Linked DNA regions of Homo sapiens: region 2 is linked to region 1. Evidence: read pairs that join two places in POLR2A ChIA-PET (ENCODE). Cell type or tissue: MCF 10A. All regions are shown on one strand. Each heading gives the region's core, and the rest is flanking DNA. Links, peaks and the distances in the headings are about the cores only. Region 1 has its middle 60 kb from the start of ARHGAP26-IT1. Region 2 overlaps ARHGAP26 (Rho GTPase activating protein 26).

Region 1 (2,811 bases), core at 118-2,617:
TCACTGCAACCTCTGCCTTCTAGAGTCAAGCAATTCTCCCTCCTCAGCCTCCCGAGCAGCTGGGACTACAGGCATGCACCACCACGCCTAACTAATTTTTGTATTTTTAGTAGAGACGGGGTTTCACCATGTTGGCCAGGCTGGTCTCGATCTCTTCACCTCGTGATCCACCCACCGTGGCCACTCAAAGTGCTGGGATTACAGGTGTGAGCCACTGCACCCAGCGCCAGCTCTGTCCTTTCATTTCAAGGCTCTCGGCCCCCATTTTAGAACCAAATCAAGCCAAATGCTGGGCCCCCTTCAGCCATTTAAAAACGATTAGCATGGCTGCCAGCCTTACAAGACTCGGGGGACAGGCTTTCTGGGGAGAACATGGAGAATCCCCCAGCACCCATGTGTTGCTGGGCATGTTGGCCATGTTTGAACCAGCTTCCTTTCACGGAGGATTTAGCCATCACTTGGGGTTGGAAGAAGTCCTGGGGCAACTGAGGATTTCTGGCTGGGACTACCCCCAGGTTTATCCAGAGGCTTCTGGACTGACCCCAGCTTCCGACCGCCCAATGGGATGACGGCAACAGAATCTCCAACTTTCCTATGGTAATTTCCTCCTTTCCTGTCCATGACTGCCATATCTCTTATCCTCTCTGTGTATGCAATGTGCGGGAAGTTTTACCCTATGTAAATAAGATACCACCTCCTCAAACCTGACTATAAAATCCAGCACATCTGCTGACGGCTGGTCTTTTCCACTGGGAGACCCCTTGCTCTCTATAGAGAGAGTTGTTTCTCGTTTCTGTTTCTCTTCTCTTCTGCCTATTAAACCTCTGCTCCTAAACAATAAATAAATAAATAAAATAGAAAAGATTCACACCATCATTTTAAATAAAACAAGCAGGCGGGGCACGGTGGCTCATGCCTGTAATCCCAGCACTTTGGGAGGTCAAGGCAGACGGATCACTTGAGGCCAGGAGACCAGCCTGGCCAACATGTCCAAACCCTATCTCTACTAAAAATATAAAAACTTGCCAGGTGTGGTGACACATGCCTGTAATCCCAGCTACTGGGGTGGCTGAGGTGGGAGAATTGTTTGAACCGGGCGGTTGCAGTGACCCAAGATTGTGCCACTGCACTCCAGCCTGGGCAACTGAGACTGTGTCTCAAAAAACAAAACAAAACAAAACAAAACAACAACAACAACAACAAAACCCAGTGAACAATGATCTCAACTATGTTTTTTCAATGTATGATTTATATAAAGTTCAAAAGCAGGCAGGACTAATCTAAGGTGTTAGAAATTAGGATGTTGGTTACCCTACAGGAGGGGTATTGATTGGAAAGAGCAAGAAGGAGGGGCTTGTGGAATGCTGATACTGTTATGTTTCTTAATTCTAGGTGCTGGTGATATGGATGTGTTCAGTTTGCAAAAATTCATTGAGTTGATTTGTGTATATGCATAAATGTATATATATATATATATATATATATATATGTTATATAAAGGGCCTATGTTATACTTTTAAAAATAGAAAAAAATTATGCATAGAAGAAACCTAGTGGTTTTAATTTCTTCTTTCTAGTTTCCATGTAATGGAGGGGCCACAGATGATATTTTTGTTTCTTCTTTTTACTTCTCTATTTTTCCCTAAAATAGACATGTATTAACTTCATAATGGACAACAAACTAGCAGTTGATCTTATTAATAGTTAACTATCAGAATGACAGGTATGCATGACAATTCTTTGGAGTTGAAAGGAAAAAGAACTGAAGATAAGCGGCAGGAATCTGGAAGCCTTCATGGGAGTAGGAGGTGGGATCTTCAGCACTGGAAGGAAGAAACGGGAAAATGTGGATGGAGGATTCCAAGCCAGGGAGATCATTTGAGCTCATCTTTGAGGCAGGAATATGATAGACAGTATTGCTTTGGTGATTGAGCATCCATCCTCCCTTCTTCTAGCAATACCACCTCGATATTCCTTTGGAGAAATGACCCCCCCCCCAACCACCAACCATTCTTAGTATATATGTGATGACCTGCTCTATGAGGAGGCAGATTAGTCAGCATATTCCATCTCATTAAATCAGGGACGGTCATGAGACTCGAGCTGGTCCAGGGGAAAGCCCAAAACTTTTGCTGAAAGTTTTGGGTCAGTGAGACTCACTGAGGTAGCTTAGCTGATAGGGTGCAGGCCTGGAGCTGCTGGGAGCGATGCTAGTACAGTCAGGGGAAAGGCTGAGGCTAAGAGATGAAGAGAGGGAGATCCCTGAGGATATCATGGAGCACCTGCAAACAGCCCTGTCTGAGCACAATTATGTCTGGTCTTTTCACTTATGTGGACCAATAAAATCCTTTTCATTGAAGCCATTCTGAGTTGTGTTTCTTTCACTGGCAACCAAAGAGTATCAGTAAGTAGCATACCAAGAGCAGGGTGGTATGCTCATCATTATACCCTGCATCATCAGTCCACCCTGCAGGGAGGAGTGTTTTATCATAACCTTGTTTAGAATCACCAGCTCGTAATAAGAAGGACACCAGCCTTTAGTTGATTTTATCTGTTTAAATTCTGTATAGACAACACACCTCCTTACTGCCAGCCCAGGACACACTGCTCCCACTCTCTCCTCCCGCCCTGTCCCTACCATTCCCCAACTCTGCCTTGGTCTGACAAATGCAGTAGAAGGAAGAGGAACTTTAGATTTTGAATCCATATGATCTCAGACAGACTAATTCAATCACTTCATCTTATCAGTGAGAAACCGAAACTCGAAGGAGGGAATATATTTGACCAAGGTCTAACTTGCACTTGTCCACA
Region 2 (2,811 bases), core at 60-2,559, 57 kb after region 1:
TATATACAGTCTATCCTCATTATTTCCATATTCCTTATTTGCAAATTCACCTACTTACTAAAATGTATCTGTAACCTCAAAATCAACATCTGGGGTGCTGTTGAGGTCATCCGAGGACATGTGCAGAGCAGCAAAAACCTTGAGTCGCCCAACGGCACATTCCCAGCTGAGGTCAAACAAGGCAAAGCTCTGCCTTCTTGTTTCAGCTCTCATACTGTAAACAAGTGTCTGTTTGAGGTCTACCTAGTACCACATTTTCATGCTCTTCAATGGTGATTTTGCCATTTAAAATGGCCCCTAAGCATACAGCTGAAGCACTGTCAAATGTTCCTAAGCACAAGAAGGTTGTAATGTGCCTTATAGAGAAAATGTGTGTGTTAGATGAGCTCCAGGCATGAGTTAACAGTGCTGCTGGTCCTAAGTTCAATGTTAATAAATCAACAATAATATTAAATGAGGTGACTTTAGGCAGAAATACATATAAAACAGGGTGGTGTACTGATCAGGTGATGAAAATGTTGTGACCAGGGGCTTACAGGAAGCTCACTCTGTATTTCCCCTCCATGCAATGGCTTAGTATTCAGTAATTCCGTGTTTGCAGTGACTTTATAGAACATGACTACCGCGAAAAACAAGAATGGACTGTATTTATGAGGTTAAAATATAAATAAAAACTAATTGATTGCCATAAACATGAGATTAGAGCCCTTGTGGGGAAGAAGAGGACTGTGATGGGGGAGGAGAAAGCAAGAGATGTGGACACCAGCAAGGCTGCAGTTCTTAACCAGTGGGGGGTGAGGGGGTGGTTACTAAATAATAATTTAGTATTATTTAGGGGGTGTTTGCTAAATAATAATTTGTTAAGACGTACATTTATATTTCATGTACTTTTTAATACACGTTCAAGCCTATCTTAAAACATATGAACAGTAAGTACCTTAACATATTAGTAGCATTCCCTGGGTGATGAGATTAAAGGTAACTTTTAAATAGCTTTATTTTTTTAGAGTCGCTTGAGGTTCACAGCAAAATTGAGCAGAAAGTACAGAATTCCCCTATATCCCTTGTTCCCATACGCAAAGTTTTTGTGCTTTTAAAACATATTTTTGCAATTAACATGTTACTTTTATAACCACAACTTAATAAATATTACAAAAAAAAAAAAGTCTCCCCAGCCACCCAAACTACAACTTTTACTCCATAGAAGAAGGATGTTTAATAGAGGCAAAATGATAGTTCAGCCTTTGTTGCACCAATCCACGGTTTAGGTTGCATAATACAGTTGGCAGCTCCCAACTTGTACTGTTTCTCTGCCTACTGCACTGAGAAATTATGTTGACTCTTTTAGAGACTTTTTTATTTTGGGAAACTTATTACAGTAAATCAATGGTCTCTTCCTTTTACCTGGGGTAGGGGGACGTCAAGGAGGATGTCTCTGATGTAGCATTCTGAGTAAGCTGCACAACATGTTAACAACACAGGCTGAGGGGCATTGGCTCTCTGGCATACTTTCCTGTATGGTCTACTTTCAGGGAATATTTCCTGTTTGGACTAGGGGGAGGAAAAAGATTTAATAAGAATCTAAATGTCCACTGCTGAAAACAAAGGAGTAACTAAAATTAGCAGCAGTGGCCCAAGGCATTTCAGCTTACAGGTAACCCTGGAGAGGAGATTCCTTGAGTAAGGAGCCTACTATAATATTTCACTATGTTCAGGACTTTTCAGCAATAGAAGCAGCACTTCTGCAAGGACAATGTCCAGGATGATTAAGTTAAACTCTTGCAAATGCACGAACCTTGGTCCGGATACCATGAAAGGCAGATGAGACAGAGAGAGAAAGAGAGATGAACTTTGATGAAAAGGCTAAAAGTCTCCAAGTCTCTTTCTTTCCCTCCAAGCGAGTAGCAGCCTTCCCTCTAATTCTGGTGCTTATTTAGTAGTCTAAACATGTGGAAAATTGTCTCTGATCTGATTTTAATCTGTTCAAGCTTCTTCTCTACTCCATTTATATCTTCCACACCTGGCCCTGCTCCTTCAGCGTGACCATTCACAAACCTGACACTCTCCCTGTGTTCCCGCTGGCCCTCCACAATGGCTGGCGCAGGCTGCCATGGAGGAATGTAATCTTACTAAGCCTCATGGTGATTTTTACCCCTTGTTCATTTGGTTCTGAGGAGCTTATTGACTTGACTGGAAAAAACTTTAAATGATTTTCCAGCAAAATCACCCTTTCCGCTGGAGAAAAAGAGTTTCACCATCTGTGAATAAAAACAAATTGAAGGAAAATCATTTTTATATTCTCTTCTAGTTCTTGTCCTTCAAAACCAAATATCCACAGAGAAGTCAATGAAAAATGGACATGGCAAAACACAATTCTGATCTCACAAAATTTTTTTTTTTTTCCAAATCTGAGGTGGATCCAAATTTACTCTGGATAATCTACAAGTTACTAAGCAAACTTATAGTGCAAAAAGGTTTCATACATAAATGCTTAACTTAAGAGAACTATTCTTGGTGAACATTTCGAAATTCAAATCTGATGATTACATCATTTCTCTGCTTAAAACACTTCAATGCTTCCCCATTGCTCATAGGATAAGGCCTTCTCACCTAGACTATTATAAGAATCTCCAGCCTGTTTTCTTTACCTTTTACCATTCCAGTCCATCCTACTGTGCACTGTAAGTACAAACACCTGCTAAAGACATAGCTTAATAAATATTTGTTGAATGTTGTTGAATGAAGAGCATTTTCCTGCTCATAAATTTCTCATTACTTAACGAATGTAGAATAAATTCCTTACTCTGGCAG

What was found. Peaks named below come from ENCODE experiments on the same cell type or tissue, not always from the same donor. Only the 100,000 strongest peaks of a DNase experiment are listed, where the experiment ranks them.
Region 2: POLR2A ChIA-PET joins it to region 1 with 5 read pairs; 2 of 35 experiments call an interaction of 5 or more read pairs at or near these places.

What each region holds. Positions count from the first base shown.
Region 1 is chr5:143,251,436-143,254,246 of GRCh38, reverse strand. No RefSeq gene overlaps it. Among named protein-coding and RNA genes, the nearest start is that of ARHGAP26-IT1, 60 kb to the right of the region's middle. In MCF 10A, for the core only: no CTCF peak of the experiment used is centred there; no DNase peak of the experiment used is centred there.
Region 2 is chr5:143,194,166-143,196,976 of GRCh38, reverse strand. The region is part of intron 20 of ARHGAP26 (Rho GTPase activating protein 26); the gene reads right to left. ARHGAP26-IT1 (ARHGAP26 intronic transcript 1) reads right to left here. Exons shown (of 2, transcript NR_046816.1): 2 at 2,811. Among named protein-coding and RNA genes, the nearest start is that of ARHGAP26-IT1, 3.1 kb to the right of the region's middle. In MCF 10A, for the core only: no CTCF peak of the experiment used is centred there; a DNase peak (open chromatin) is centred at 1,286.